2 separate regions of the Mus musculus genome follow, and region 1 is linked to region 2. A link is a loop called in an ENCODE intact Hi-C map of the cell type or tissue named here. Cell type or tissue: left cerebral cortex. All regions are shown on one strand.

Region 1 (8,000 bases), 140 kb before region 2:
GCTTTCCCAAAGACATGAGTTTGATTAATACACCTGAATAGCAAAGTCAAATGAGCTTTTTGTCCTAAATGCAGGAATTAAATGCCTTATTCAAAAGACACCAGTAAAGAACACTGTCTAAAGTCAATTTAGCTAGTATGTAAATGTAATATATTTGAAATAATTTCTCTTTCTAATAAAGTAAAACGTTGTCTTCTACACCACTGTCATGTAATGTTTTTATAGTCAGGTAACTATTTCCACTCCACAGAAAAGAGGAAGAAGGCTGGATGTGGTGGTGCGTACCATTAATCCTAGCACTTAGGAGACAGAAGCAGGCAGATCTCTATGCGTTTGAGTCTAGCCTGGTCTAGATAGCAGTTTCCAGGGCAGCCAAAGCTACATAATAAGATCTTTCAAAAAACAAAGGGGGCAGAGGTTGAGCCAGGTACAGATCCATAACCCAGCCCTGGAGGTGGAACAGAGAGAGCATTAGGAATTTGAGGCCAGCTGAAAAAGGGAGAGAGCGTTGCTAACCAGTGGTAAGTTTTAAAAGACAATGGCTAATAACAGAAAACCAGAATTATTAAAAACATTAATACTCAGCCCTTGTAAAGTAATATCTGTGTGTTTATAAATGAATTAATGTATCATTAACAAAAAAAAATGGGTAAAACTTGTTAGGACTAACAGTGCAAAAGGTATCATTATTCTACTGTATCAACTGATCTGACTGGAGCTGGCTGCTTCAATGACAATGATCACTTCACTGATTAAAATGCTTTATTAATCCAACCTAAAATGAAGAAGTGCAACATTTAACCCACCAGACAAATCCATAGGAAATTAGGATTAGGTAGAAAAAGTCACTTGAAGTTTTGACCATGATAAAATATTAACAATGATGTATTTATTCAAGGTGAAAAAGTATTTACCTCTTAGTAAAAACATACGAACAGCAAATAAACAACAAAATGCATGTGCTTTTCATAAAAATAGACATGGTTCTTGATTTTAGTGACCCCCATTTTATTGTAACAATGTGACATTCAAAATTTACTCACTACAGTAAAGTTAAATAATACAACATGAAAATAAAACCTCGATTCTCTAAAAACCACCCATGATAGTCCCTACTATGACTGACCCAAGAAAGGAAAAGGTAAGGATCAGAGGAGTCTAAATATTTTTAAAAGAAATGTCACAAGACTGTAGCTCCCCCATTGTAGATAGGTACTCCTACTTCAGGCACAGTTCTAAGTCTTTCAGATCACATCAAAAGAATAAGGCGCACAGATCTGGAATGGGGGAGGAGTAGTAACAAGTAGCAGGCAGGCACAGCTGCAGCAGCTCTAGGGAGTTGTGTCACATCACTAAGACCACACAGGGACAGAAACCAGAGGTAAGGTATAGTGTACATGTTCCGTGAAGACTGCATCTTTACTAAAATCTATCTCTATAGTTCCTCTATATTTGGGCAGGGGGTAGATAGATCTCAAAAAAAGCATAAAGACAAGAATGATACACATAGTCATATTTGCAAAAATCTGTATTTACACGGTGCCATTTCGAAGACATATAACATGAACAGATAAAAAATGATGAGCACTTTTTTACTTTTATTAATCTATATGAATACACTGTTGCTATCTTCAGACACACCAGAAGACGGCATCAGATTCCATTTCAGATAGTTGTGAGCCACCATGTGGTTGCTGGGAATTGAACTCAGGACCTCTAGAAGAGTGGTCAGTGCTCTTATCTGCTGAGCCATCTCTCCAGCCTAATGCTGGGCATCTTAACTCATTTAAAAATACAAATGAAATGCAGGACGAAACTCAGCTGGTAGAGTGTCTAGCATGCAAATATGCAAACCTCCCAGTTCAGGCCCCACCCGACCATGCTCAATCTAACTCTCCCCTGAAGTCTCCCTCTAAAAAGCTAAGATTATCAATGCTGCCCTTTTACTTCCCTCCTATATTGTTTCTAAAAAAGACTAACAAAATATCTGAAATATTAGATAAATAAAAGGAATTACTTACACTTGAACTACAAAGCTATTAATCTCTGCTCATACAGTCTTTAGGTAAAAGAGCAACCCCTGTAACACCTGCACGACACATAACAAAACTGCACCTGCTGTAAAAGGAGATCAGGAACAGAGAGCTCCTAAGACTCAAGGCTGTTTGTGTTGCATAGAAAGATCACTCCAACAGGAGGGCAAAACGATGAGGGTTTAGAACATGAAAAATAGCTTACAAGAGACAACCTGTTATTTCCCAAAGTATATTCCTTGAAACTACATTTCTATAATCAAGTAATTTTAGAAAAACCTTTCTGCATTAGAGGTTCCCATGTATGCTCATAGCAAATAAACCGTATTTGGTCTAGGAATGCAAAAAGTATTTTTTATTTCAAAATCTGTTTATCTGTAGTTGTTTCGGTGCCCCTATCAACACCCCAAGACATTAAAAGTTCTTCTGAATAGTAATCCATAAAGACACACACATTTAAACTTGTCTATCAGCTCAATTTAGAGTAAACAGACGTATAGGTTAAATGCTGGATCTTCAGGCCAGCAGAGTACGGCAGAGGACCTTGTGTCTCAGTAATGCTCTGTTGAGGGAATAGTGCCTTACTTTCAGTAAGTGGGTTGCTCATCACATTACTTTAGTGTGTGTATGTCTGTGGGAAGGGAAGGGGAATTTGGGGCAGGGATTAGAATATATGTAAATATGCCAAGGTACATACAAGCATGCACCGTGGAGTCACAGGACAACCCATGGGAGCTGACTCTCCTTGAAACATGTAGGTAGGTGCCAGGGATCAAGCTTTGCATGCCTTCCTATGGTGGTTTGAATATGTTTGACCCAGGGAGTGGCACTACTGGGAAGTATGGCCTTGGTGGAGGAAGTCTGTCACTGTGGGAGTGGGCACTGAGACCCTCCTACTAGCTGCCCCAAGACAGTCTTCTGTTTGCCTTGTAGAACTCTCAGCTCCTCCAGCACCATGCCTGCCTGGACACTGGCATGCTTTCCTCCAGGATAATAAATAATGGACTGAACCTCAGAGCCAGTAGCCAGCTTCAATTCAATGTTGTCCTTTATAAGAGTTGCCTTGCTCACGGTGTCTCTTTACAGCAATAGAACCCTAACTAAGACGCTTTACCTGCTATCTCCCTGGTCATCACATTCTTACTGATGCAATCTAACCTCCATGGACATAAAGGAAAGTGCCACAAGGGGGAGCCATTCCATGCCATATTTAGCACATACTTTCAAACAGAAGAATGGTAACGAATGATAGAAAAGTGGCGGAGGGAGGAGGGGTCTACCTCAGTCATAATCATTCTTTACCTGTCACAGAAGCTGGACTTTTCAATCTGGCCAGACTGGCTTGCTAACTGCTCAGGATCCTCCTGTCTCCGCGCCCGTCCCCAGGACTACAATTACAGGAGTGTGCTGCCACCATGGTTGCGAGAGACAGAGCTCAGGTCCTCACGCTTACACAGCAAGCGCCTTAAGGCCTAAGACAGCTCCTCAGCCACTTTATTCATTATATTTTTAAAATAGCCATAAGTTCAATAAAATTCACTTTTTAATTAATGACAGAAAAATATACTTTCCCAATTACAGCCTCTGATACCTGCCTCTAATAGATTAGATATGTGCAAGCACTTTATTTTATATATATGAGTGCTCTATCTGCATATACACCCCCATGCTAGAAGAGAGCATCAGATCACATTATAGGTGATTAGAAGCCACCATGTGATTGCTGGGAATTGAACTTGGGACCTCTGGAAAAGCAGCCAGAAGTCTTAACTGCTGAGCCATCATCTCTCCAGCCCCATGCAAGTTCTTCTTAACCCTAGCCAACTGTAACGTTCTCTCTGACTGACCCTTACCACATTCCTTGTCCAGTATTCTTACCACTGCTCACCACCATTCTTTCTACACTCAGCTTCTGAGAATAACTTTTTAGGTTCCAGGCAAGAGGCCTGTGGGGCCGATCTGCCTGACTTATTTCACTGAATGTAATGCTTTAGTAAATGACAGACTTCATTTATAGCACGTCTGTATTTCTCTATCCTTTCTCAGCTATCGTAAACAATGCTAGAATACAGATCAGTGCAGAGACTTACCACACTCTCCTTCAGATATACCGCCTGAGCTGTGGGGCCACAGGACCACACGAGGTGAAAACAAGGGCTTCACTTTGACATACTTAAGGAATTCCATACCACAGTTTAACTAATGGCACTGCTAATAACGTTTTCCCCAATAGTACATAAGGATTTTCTTTACTCTGTCTTCAATAGTACTTGTTGCCTTTTGTTTTATAATAGCCATTATTGTACTTTTTAAGGTTTAAAAGAAAAACACATACTTTTAAGTTACGTTTACATATTTACTTGAAGGTGGAAGAGGAATATGCCCCACAGCATGCATGTGGCAGTCCAGGGCCAACACTTCTCTCCTTTGCTTCATGTTTTTGAGACTTCATGGCAAGGGTCCTTACCCAATAAGCCATCTCTCAGGCCCTGTTCCATTCTAAATGGAGTGAAATGGATCCATGGTTTGGAATGTGTTTCCCTGGTGATTAATAATAAAAAGAACAATAGAATAAAAGCCCAGGAAGTGACCCACATGTATGATCAACTGGCTCACCAACAAGGAGAAAATATAGTGTGCCAAGGAGTGGGCATCTCTTCAGCTCATGCTAAGTCTTCTGCATGCCTGCTGTGTTTACAACTATCAACCTTGCTTACGCTCTGAATTTTTAAAAACAGAGTTACACTATGCAGCCATGCTAATTTTGATACTGGTAATCCTCCTGCCTCAGCCTCCTGAGGACTCAGATCACAGGCATGCCCTTAAGATTTTATTTATTTATTTTATATATGCGAAGAGTACACTGTAGCTGTCCTCAGACACTCCAGAAGAGGGCATCAGATCCCATTACAGATGTTGTGAGCCACCATGCATGTGGTGGCTGGGAACTGAACTCAGGACCTCTGGAAGAGGTCAGTGCTCTTAACTGCTGAGCCATCTCTCCAGCCCAAATCCTGTTCTTTATATCCTGCTATGCAACCAATCTGAGATGAAGTTTAGATTTAAACGTGCAAGAAAAAGCAGCTTCCAGAAGAAAATTCAGAAGAATATTTCATTGTCTTTGGGGTAGGCAAAGATTTTTAAAATAGGACACAAAATACATTAGTCATAATTGAGAAAAATTATATTTTAGATTAAACTTAACTCTTAGGCATCAAAAGCCATTATTAATGATAAATCAGGACACCAAGTGAATATTATTTGGCTGAACAAAAAGACTGATCTACAATTTATTTTTTATTTAAGATACTAGTTAGGAAAAAAGCAAGTTTAAAAAAAAAATGGGCAAAAGAGTAGAACAAAACTGTACCAAAGACAGTATATAACTATACAACAATACTTAAAAGGTGCCTGGCACACAGTCATCAGAAAAATTTAAATTAAACTACAGAGAGATAGTACTGTGAGTCCCCACAATGGCTAAATGAAAAAAGATGGACCAAAAGTATGGTCCACGCTGACTGTAAGAGAAACTGATATCAAGAGTTTTTTAAAAACTGTCATTAATCTATCAAAACTAAATATCTGTGCACTTTTTCTTACTAATAGTCAAATGATAGGTATACCTTAACAAAAATACATGTGCACATTAAGCACATGAACAAAAGTATTCACAGAGCCCTGCTGTAATAACACCAAAAGAAAAACAACTCAAATGTCCACTTATAGTAGGTAATCAGGACAATTATGGCACATTCCTACAGTGGAATATTACAAACAGTAAGAAAACAAACATTGCTATCTACAAGACGGATGCCATAAACAATATTATAAGGAAAAGGGTAACAATATATGTATCATTAAATGACTTCAAAAATCTGAGTTCAAAATATGTAAAAATGTTTGTTTTAATTCAGTATAATGGTTAGTTACCTGGATGTTTATGTGTGGGCTGGGAAATGGCTTGATGGTTAAGAGCATTCACTGCTCTTTCAGAGAACTAGGGTTCAAGTCCCAGAACCCACACTGCAGCTCACAGCCATGTCCAACTAGCTCGGGGGATTCAACAGCCTCTTCTGACCTCCACAGGCTCTTTCACACACACACAGTACACATACACACTCTACACACACATACACATGAGATAATAGTTTCATAAAACTGTACATATTTATGTGTTAGGACTTGGGGTTAGCAGATAGTGCTAAAGACTAGTTCAAGAAAGCCCTCTAGTCACTTTCAGTTTTGAACTGAATGGGTCTGCTCACTTTCTGAATATTCATCTCTAATGTGCATACTTTTCCATGTACACTCTATCCTTCACTAAAAGATTTAGGGAAAGAGGAATCAATTCCTAGAAGGAATAAGGTTAAGAAACGCAGCTTTTAAAACTAGATGTGCTAAGCACGTGTAACTCCAGCAATCAGGAGGTAGGGCAAGGCACCCAGGAATTTAATCCCAACCTTAGCTAGCTATGAGAAACCAGGTAGGCCACCCCATGTTTCATGAGTTCCTATTTCAGAATAAACAAACAACAACAAAAACAGAACAGCTCTTATTGGAAGAACAAGAGACTAGAAATAGAACTGATCTAAGAAAGTGTGCTCACCGGCCAGAGTGAGCAGGGGCCGGAGCGAGCAGAGGTCCTGAGTTCAATTCCCAGCAACCACAAGATGGTTCACAACCATTTGTACAGCTACAGTGTACTCATATACATAAAATAAACAAATCTCGAAAGAAAAAGAACGTATGCTCACTTTCTACTGTGCTATCTTTTGGACTCATGGGGTTTCATGAGCCCAAAGCTACTCCCACTCTAAATGACAACAGTCTCAGTTATCTACACCTTTTTATTTGATTTGATTTCTTAGTTTTGAAATTTCCTAAACTCTTAGTAAGAGAAAATGAAATAAAATAAATGGGTTGGCTAGTAATGAATGTTCTATTGCTACCTTATCATTCTAAAAACATTTCATTTCCAATTCTCAAATATGCTACATTAGGGAATAACCTTCATACACATACATTAAAATTTAAATATTGTTATTCTCCATGCTACTGTATGCTGCAGAATACACACCAAACATGCTACTAGGAACTAGGGATGGAAACTATATCTTGAACATATAGTATTTTTCAGGTAGAAAGTGTATCTTGAGCATCAACTGAAGGAATATACCAGAGCAAGGAGAAAAGCCAGAAATGAGGATTATATTTAGTTCTATTCCTAGCAGTGCTGACAACCCTAAAATAAACTACTTCTCTCTAGTCTGTTAGCTAATCTCACCTTAGTTGAGAAACATTAGGAGAAAAGTTCACCACAATCTGAGATTTTACTGTATCTTCCCCATAAGCTAGAATGTTAGATCAGTCACTACCAGAAAAAAAATTTTAAAAACTAATCGAACTAGGGAGATGGCTCGGAGGCTAAGAGCACCGGCCGCTCTTCCAGAGGCCCTGGATTCACTCCCCAGCACCCACACGCACCCACATGGCAGCTTACAGCTGTCTGTATCTTCAGTTCCAGGGCACCTGACCCCTTACAAGACACTGGCTCTAGGTGGGCGCCACATCAACTTTTAAAAGGTGAAAACTCAGTTTTGTCTCTGGTTTCTAAAATAATTTTCTGTAGAAAAGATTAGGAAATGGAAATGAGCTTAGAGTATTGTGGCAGTTTAAATGAGAATGGCTCCTTCTTCAGGCTCAGATCTCAATGTTTCCCAGCTGGTGGACTCTTCTGGAAGGATTAAGGGGTCTGATCTTGTTGGAGAAGGTGTGTCCCTAAGAGATCTCAAAGGCTCAAGCCAGGCCCAGTCTCTGTGCCCTGCTTGTGGATCTGATGTAAAGTCTCAGCTACTGCTCTAGGAACATGCCTGCCTTCCATGCATCCCTTCCACTTCATTTCCCACCATGAATCATAGACTACGCTCTAAAACCATAAGCAAGCCTACAATTAAATATAAATAC
Region 2 (8,000 bases):
TGAGGGCTCAAGAGTTGTTTCAGACTCTATTAAGGGCATTGGCTAGTCTAGAGGATCTGGGGTTCCATTCCCAGTACCCAGTGACAACTCACAATTATAACTCCAGTTCCAGGGAACTGACACCATCTTCTGGACATCAGACATGCATGTGGTACAATGACATACATGTAGGCAAAATAGCCATACACATAAATGAAAATAAAAGACAAAGCCTAATTGTGAAATACTGATGTGTACCATGATCTTAGTCTGAAAGTTGAGAGTAAAGATCAAGATCCAGACCTGTCATAAATTAGTTCATTTTATTAGCAAAATTAGCATGTCAAGTACAATGTGCCTGGCCACAAAACCTTGGTGCCTAGGTTTCTCCTTTTGAGAGAACAGGTACAACAGGCCAAGGCCAAGAAGAATAAGCTCTAGTTAACTCCTTCTTTCCTACTTCCTCCGTCCATCTTTAGGACAGGATCACAGCTCTCACATAAGCTGGGCTTGTCTCAATCTCACAATCTCCCTGCCTCATCTCCTGTCTGCTGGAATTACATGAAAAGACTACCACATGCCTATGGAGGCAGACAATCATCTATCATTAATAGTAAACAAGAAATTCGTGTCACGAATAGTGACAAATTATTCTAGCCTCTGAGTGGTAGAGGCAAGAGGATCCAGAGTCCTAGGTGAGCTTAATATACACAGCATGTTCAAGGCTGGCCTAGGCTGTATTAGATCCAGACTGGAAAAGACAAAACTCTTTTTTGTCTTTTTAGAAAAAAAAAATCCAAAGCAAACAAGATACAATTTCTAAACCACTAAATAAAAACCAAGATAATTATATATATACATATATATGCGCACACCCACACACCTATACATTACTGACTATTGTATAAAGTAACTTTTTAAAGTTGCAAGCATATGTTTTGTATCCTCTGACTGTGTACTTCTTGTAAAAATATATTAGGAATAAACAATGCAGAGGCTTTATTCATGTCAATCAAAGTATATAAAAGTACAATAGAACAAATATTGAAATACAAGCCAATAGTTTAACTATAATAGTCACATTGTGACATGCTTAAGTTATTCCTAAAAAGTAGCTGTAATAAAAGACACCAAAATCTAAGCTTAAAAAAACCCAAAAGACAAGAACATAGCACAGGTATGGCAGCTCATACCTTTCATCCCAGCCAGTACTAGGGAGGCGGAGACAGGGCTGACACCAGTTCAAGGACAGCCTGGGTCCTGAGTGAGTTCAGCTCCCTGCCCCTCAGAAACAAAACAAACAGAAACTTCTAACTACTTACAAAGGCAAATATATGTACTTATTGTGACATAGACCTATTATAAACATAGATATAGGGAGAATGGGAGTAGCTCCATCCTTAAAATAGGGCCACAGTATGGATGCCCAATCCAATCACCCAAATATAAAGTATTACCATTATAATTATATCATTACTGTTAATAATTATATTCTATAATTTGCAATTTTGAAACTATTACTTTATAATGAAATAGTTATAATAGTGATATTACCTTTTAAGACTCAGTTCTACAATGTTAAGGTTTTAAAATGGATTTTTTTTTTTGACTTTTAATTTTATTTTGATGTTGACTGTGTTTCTTTTTGGAGATCCACTTAATCATCTTTATTGATTCTGAATTTTCATAAGATTTTAATTTCTTTCTTTTTTTTCATTTACAACATTTTATTTGGAAATATTTGTAACAGTTCAGTGAAACTAAAGGTCAGAGACAATGGCTGTCAGTTTAGGCATCATTCGTTTATTATAAAAGGGAGGCATGGAAATTATTTACATGATGAAATAGTTCAGGCATCAGTGGACTGGCAGCTTCATGTGACACCATTTCAACAGTGATTTCAGTCGACATACTTTCCAAAAATGTCACCATCTCTTTTTTAAAATGGATTTTAAAATCCACTTCAGAATTTAATAACAAAAGTTAGAATTTATGTGATCATCTTTGATTCTCTTTCCATGACAGAGGACAGTTCTTTCCAGCCTTCTAGTCAAGGGAAAAAAACAGAGGCAACTGCCAACAATCATAATTATAGCTACTGCTTATCAAGTTAGGAAATTAAAAAAGCAAGCCCTATAAAAGAATAATAGCCTTAGTCATCAAATCTCTCATGTAGAACTACCTAGCTATACTTTGGTATTATGGAAGAATGGGAACACATTTGGTCCTTGGACATGACATCTCCAATAGGAATCCCTGAGTCATCCCCAAAGCATGAACCCCAAGACTAGATCCCCTGTCCAAAAGTGCAGGGACTGGGCACCTGTCCGGATGGCCTGCACTAACAATGATCCTTGACAGAGTATGTCCAGGACAGCAAGATAGCAAGCATTCGACCAACAGCCAGGGCCACAAGGCCCCTTCTATGACAAGCCACTAGTTCTACACACCCTCAATGAACTGTTTTCTTCTACATTTACTATAGAGTAGTAAAAGGAGGGCTCTTTCCAATGTTTGCAAATGATATCATTCAACAGATACTAACCATCAAAATTCGATGGTAAGAAGAAAAGTACTTTTTCCAAAACATCATCTAAATATCAGAAAATGTTTAAAATAAGGAATAACTGGACTTTGATCTACATTTTCAGTCCTCACTGTATCTTGTTCCTACTTTCTATTTTTATAAAACTGCAAGGTGGAAGTCACAAAACCCCACAATACTACTAATACTGTGCAAGGCTAACAGTCTACTTTTCAAGCCATTAACAATTTTAACACTAAAGTTTTACTAGACAGAAATCTCTTTAAAATGTGAACACCCACTTCAGTACTAAAAATCACTTCATTTGCACTTTAAATAAAAACTAGCAAATGTTTCGTAGCCACTCATTTTTATAGACCTCAACTGCATATGGCTTTTCATAACCAAATTTCAGATGAACTGATTATTCTTAGAAGTGCACCTTGTCCAGAGCAAAATTTTCCCTAGTTCATTTGCTATTCCCAACCCCCGCTAAAGAGCGAAGGACTTCCCAAAGTCCCATTTCCTTTTCCATTCCCCAGACCTCCAGGGTTTACAACGCCCCAGTCTTGCGCAACATCCGTAGGAGCAGCAGCCGCAACCACCGCCTCCAAAGCCGGGAAACAACCCTAGAGGGAACATTGTCCAACAGAAAAATAAAAGGAGCGAGGAGGGGGTAATGTAGGAAGTCAGCTTCTGGTCCCACGCCTTCGGAATTGATACCCTCTCTCCAATTATGCACCTAGAGAAATTTCACATACTAGACTTTTAACCCCCACCTCCACTCACTCAAGCCTGCCTACACAAGCAGAGGGCGGAAAGGGGGGTGGCGGAAAAGGGGGGACGGGAAGGTTATCTCCCAGGGCTTCAGCCCATATAGTCGCCTCCACCCTACCATGACTATTGTTCCCAGCTTCCCCACCCCCACCCCGGATAGGAAGTGATAGTCACATCCCCTCCGGCTTCGGCAATATCCCCTCAAGTCCGGAGTGAGCTTCCTTCAGGATAACCCCCATCCACACTGATATCCCCCTCCCTTTTCGATCTAAAGTCACACTGGCCTCACAGCCACCTCAAACCTGGGTCTCAGGACGAAAAGAAACCTGACCAGATAAATGGAGATCAGGTAAACCATGAGATTCCTTATGGTCAAGCCTCTGGCAAGCGCTGAGCTAATAACTGTGAACCCAGACACGGAGTCGTCCTGCCGTCCACTCGGACCAAGGCCGGCATCCGTACAGGGACCCAGCGAGTTAATGCTCTACACCCTCGCTCTCCGGCAGCCTCGAGCCGCTCCGCTGGCCGCAGCCAGACAGCTCGCCTCGACCCTCCCCGGAGGGGCAGGCGGGGAAGGCAGGCGTGGGAAGGCGAGCCCGCACTCCAGCCGCCGCCGCCCGGCCGGGGAGACAATAGGTAGTCGCGGGCGGCGGGGCCGGAGCGGGCTGGGCCGGGGAGCGCAGGTAGCGGCCGCGGAAAAGAGAGGCTGAGGGGCGGGGGTGACCTCGCCTCCCGCAAGCTCGCCGACGGCGCTCGCGGCTGGGCGCGCGCCCCGCGCCTGTCCTCGCACCGCACACAAAGCGCTGGCAGCCCCGACCGACCGGGAGAGGCGAGGGGAGCTCGGCGGCTGGCGACACGAGGCGCCGGCGAGAACGGACACTCACCATGAAGTCCCGGGCGAAGTTGTCCTCCCCATTGTGATCCGGACTCTTCATGGCCTGGACCCTCTGGATGAACCTCCTCAGGATCTCCACTTGCTCCATCCTCCCGCGTCCCCCCCGCCGCCCGCCCGCGCGCCGCAGCGCCCGCTCCGTCTTCCCCAGCTCGCTCCGGCCCGCCCTCCCTCCCCGCCGCGCCAGGCGGCTGCGGCTGCGGCGGCACCGGCCGGGCTCCCCGCGCAACTTAAAGAGCAGCGTCGCTTTCCCCTACTACGAGGCGAGCCGCGGGCTAGCGCCGGCCCCAACCCCCAGCCTGCCCCATCCTCCTTCCCCGCCCTCCTCAGTCCGAGACGCCGCCGCCTCAGGAACACGGCTCTCAGTTCGCCCTGCCCCCTTCCCGGTTCTGCCTCCCCCCCCACCCCCCACCAGCAGCCGCAGCCGCCTCTCCCCACGGGCGCGCCCCCGCCGCCACCCAGACGCGCGGGCTCGTACGGCGGCCCCGCCCCAGAGCGAAGACCCAGCCGCCCCCGCACGCCCGCCCGGGCCCGCCCCCGCCCGCTCTGAGTGGCTGGAAGCCGCTTCCGGGGCGTGGCCCTCTCCTAGGGCGCTCGCCGCTCGCTGCGGTGAGGCTGGCTTCTGGTGGACGTCCTACGTCTGGAAGCCCGGCCAAGCCCAGTGGGTCAGACAGTAAACTTCAGATGGGGCTTGCGGCCTCCGGGTTTGGCGGGGAGGGAAAGCTGATTCCAAAAGTGCTTCAGCGCTACTGCCGGCCGCGGGCTGGGACTACAAGACCCGCCTGCAGGAGTGCCCGGAGCAGGGTGGGACAGAGGTATGCTGGGAACTGTAGTAGAGCCTTCACCTTCGCTTTACGAATGCCTTGGTGAGGGTCTCCCAAGGCTTTGGCACTTTGGCTAGGAGAAGCCAATAGTTTCCAGAGTGAAAGGGTTTACTCTTCGCAATCTTTCTAATCCCAGTGAGGGAAAGCTCTTAATTCGTAATGCATCTTTCTCATTGCACCTTTTTTTGCCAAGAGGAAGACAATATTGCTTCCTATCTTTAAATTCTCACGGTTTCAGAGTTGAATGGGTGACATTCTTTCGTAGAATAGAATTTGTGACTCTTAGCAGACAGAGAGCGTGCTGATGCAATCTGTCCTTTCATAAATAGAAATGATTTGTCCAAAGTTCACCCCCCCAACATGTTCATGTGGAGTCAGAACTAAAACGCAGGTTCTTTTACTTTGACTCTAACTTTTACTTTTTCTCGAAAGGACGAGAGTTTGTAGTAGTACACAGTTGCACAACTGAGGGATTTGATCCATGGACTGACTTTGGTCACCTACACCCACAAACAAAAAACATGTTTTCACAGAACAGGCTGCCAGGAAATATGCTTAAGATAGGAAATATCAATGCAGGAAACATTTCCTAAACCGATATTTGGCCGCACTGTGAAATTTAATTAAAAAGAAAATCGAAGACAACACATGTGAGTAGCAATATACAGTTACACTTTAAAATAAAATACAGGAAATAATGCATCTGATATGTACCAACTCACTTCTCTCAAAGCATTTCAAGAGATGCTTTCCATACTAAAATAAACTTTTGAAAGGAGTGTCTGTAGTAATTTAACCCACTACACAGGCTAAATTTCACTGAATGTAAGCAAAAGATTCAGGCTCGATGGGGACAAATAGGTAAATGGCAGAAATGCTTTAACTTTTATTTATGTCTCTATATTTTGGGTTCTCTCAGCCAGGGTCTCACTCAGTAACCCAGGCTGGCATGGCTGTCTTCCTGCCTCAGCCTCACAAGTGCTGGGAGCATAGACATGGGCCACAGTGATCACCTACACTTTTGATATAGCCAAGAATGTAAAAACCAGTTAGTGATTAGCAAACAGTATACGTGTGTGCTTTATACCAACTATTGGCAGTCTCATGGGTAACAGGCTGGGTCTCATTTGCCCTAGTGTTTTGTAGGGCATATTTTTTCCATATGATCTATTTTATGTATATGAGTACATAAAATAAATATTTTAAAAAAGATTTATGTATATGAGTACATAAAATAAATACATATATTTAAAAAAAAGATTTTATATATATATGAGTACACTGTCTCTGTCTTCAGACACACCAGAAGATGGCATCAGATTCTATTACAGATGATTGTGAGCCACCATGTGGTTGCTGGGAATTGAACTCAGGACCTCTGGAAGAGCAGCCAGTGCCCTTAACCACTGAGCCATCTCCAGCCTTTTATTACAATTATACAAATTATACAAAATAATGAATTTGATTATGGTATCTCACACATGCATGCCAACCCTTTGTTCATATTCATCTTCCCATAGCCCTTTCTTGGCCACCCTTTTACCCTTCCCCGTCCCAGGTTTCCCTCTTGTAAATATATTTGGGAGATCATCAAATGGCTCAGTGCTTTCTGCCAAGCCTGGTGACCTGCTGGTTCCCCGCAAAAAGAGAACTTTTCTCATGTTGACCTCTATGCACCCACCTCCTCCCCCACACAAGTAAATGTATTTTTAAAAAAATTCTAGACTATCCTAAATATATTTGGGTCTTCTTTCAATCTACATGTCTTTTGAGACACTCAAAATATGAAGGGCTATGTGGTGTGTGTGTGTGATACAAAAATGTTTTAGGAGAACTCTTTTACCTAAGAAGTATATAGCTTTAGAAGACAAAAAAAAAATTGTTTGTGAATGCCAAATGAGAGGTTAAGAGCAAATGTCTAATCATCATGGGAAGAGCATTCCAGAGCAAGCCGGGAGAGAACCAGTAGTCTCAGGACAATTAAGTTTGAACAGGAAGGAGAACACCCAGGCAAGAGAAGGGGTGAGACAAAGGTTGAGAGCAGCAGAGCGGAAGTCTAAATAGATGTTGTATACATATATGGCTCCACAGTAGACTGGTCTCCAGAAAGAGCCCACTTAGGTATGGATTCATACTTGGTACTATGGACATGAGCAACCACCAAAGGGTTCTGATGTTAGAAGTCCACTGAAATTGAGAAAAATATAACCTGGCTTTTTAAAAAATAACTTGTGAATTAATAGAGGGAAGATGAAATGAGAGCTACCAGGAAGCAGTGCATGGAGCAACGGAAACTGGCCTAGATGTCAAAGCTCAAGTACAAAGACCTAGATGGAAGGAGAGAGTACAGAACCCAGCTGACATGGGATAAACAGGAAGGCTGGATAGAAAATGATGAAAGTTAGGGCTGGGGACATAGCTCAGTGATAGACACCTGTATACCATCCATGAAACCTTAGCATCACACACAATTAAGGTAAGACAAAACTCACAACTTTCTATGAAGCTATTTTTTAAAATAAAAACAATTTATGTATTTTGACATGGAATTGTCCTAAATTTCTATTTGTTGCCAGGAAAATAAGGTACATTTAGGATATACTGTTTATGCTTTTGTTTAGAATTAAAATGAGTGTAAAATGTTTGTATAATGAAATCATTTCTTTCTGAAGAGTACTTCAAAACCTATTGCCTGTGGCTGCCTCTAGAAGGGCCATGAGAATTTAAGACAATTTCCTTTTATTTTTTAAAAAAGATTGTATGTGGGCTGGTGAGATGGCTCAGCAGTTAGGAGCGCCAACTGCTCTTCCAAAGGTTCTGAGTTTAGATCCCAGCAACCACAGGGTGGCTTATAACCATCCTTAACGAAATCTGATGCCCTCTTCTGGAATGTCTGAAGACAGCTACGGTGTACTTACATATAATAAATAAATAAATAAATATTTTTAAAAAATGCCCGCTGGGTGTGGTGGCGCACACCTTTAATCCCAGCACTTGGGAGGCA

Evidence for each region. Hi-C counts contacts between places; a loop is a spot of excess contacts. Peaks named below come from ENCODE experiments on the same cell type or tissue, not always from the same donor. Only the 100,000 strongest peaks of a DNase experiment are listed, where the experiment ranks them.
Region 1: it touches region 2 in a loop (2.3-fold over the local background); 7 of 42 quality-filtered maps call a loop at or near these places.

What each region holds. Positions count from the first base shown.
Region 1 is chr5:20,910,644-20,918,643 of GRCm38, forward strand. The region is part of intron 3 of Rsbn1l (round spermatid basic protein 1-like); the gene reads right to left. Among named protein-coding and RNA genes, the nearest start is that of Tmem60, 32 kb to the left of the region's middle. In left cerebral cortex, CTCF peaks have their summits at 3,230 (motif pointing right) and 4,916 (motif pointing right); a DNase peak (open chromatin) is centred at 3,224.
Region 2 is chr5:21,051,485-21,059,484 of GRCm38, forward strand. Ptpn12 (protein tyrosine phosphatase, non-receptor type 12) reads right to left here and starts at 4,427. Exons shown (of 18, transcript NM_011203.3): 1 at 4,165-4,427. The coding sequence starts at 4,263. Gm42221 (a long non-coding RNA gene) reads left to right here and starts at 4,583. Exons shown (of 4, transcript XR_880864.3): 1 at 4,583-4,987. In left cerebral cortex, a CTCF peak has its summit at 4,930; DNase peaks (open chromatin) are centred at 2,267, 3,084, 3,805, 4,287 and 1 more place; H3K4me3 peaks cover 3,509 bases; H3K27ac peaks cover 2,434 bases.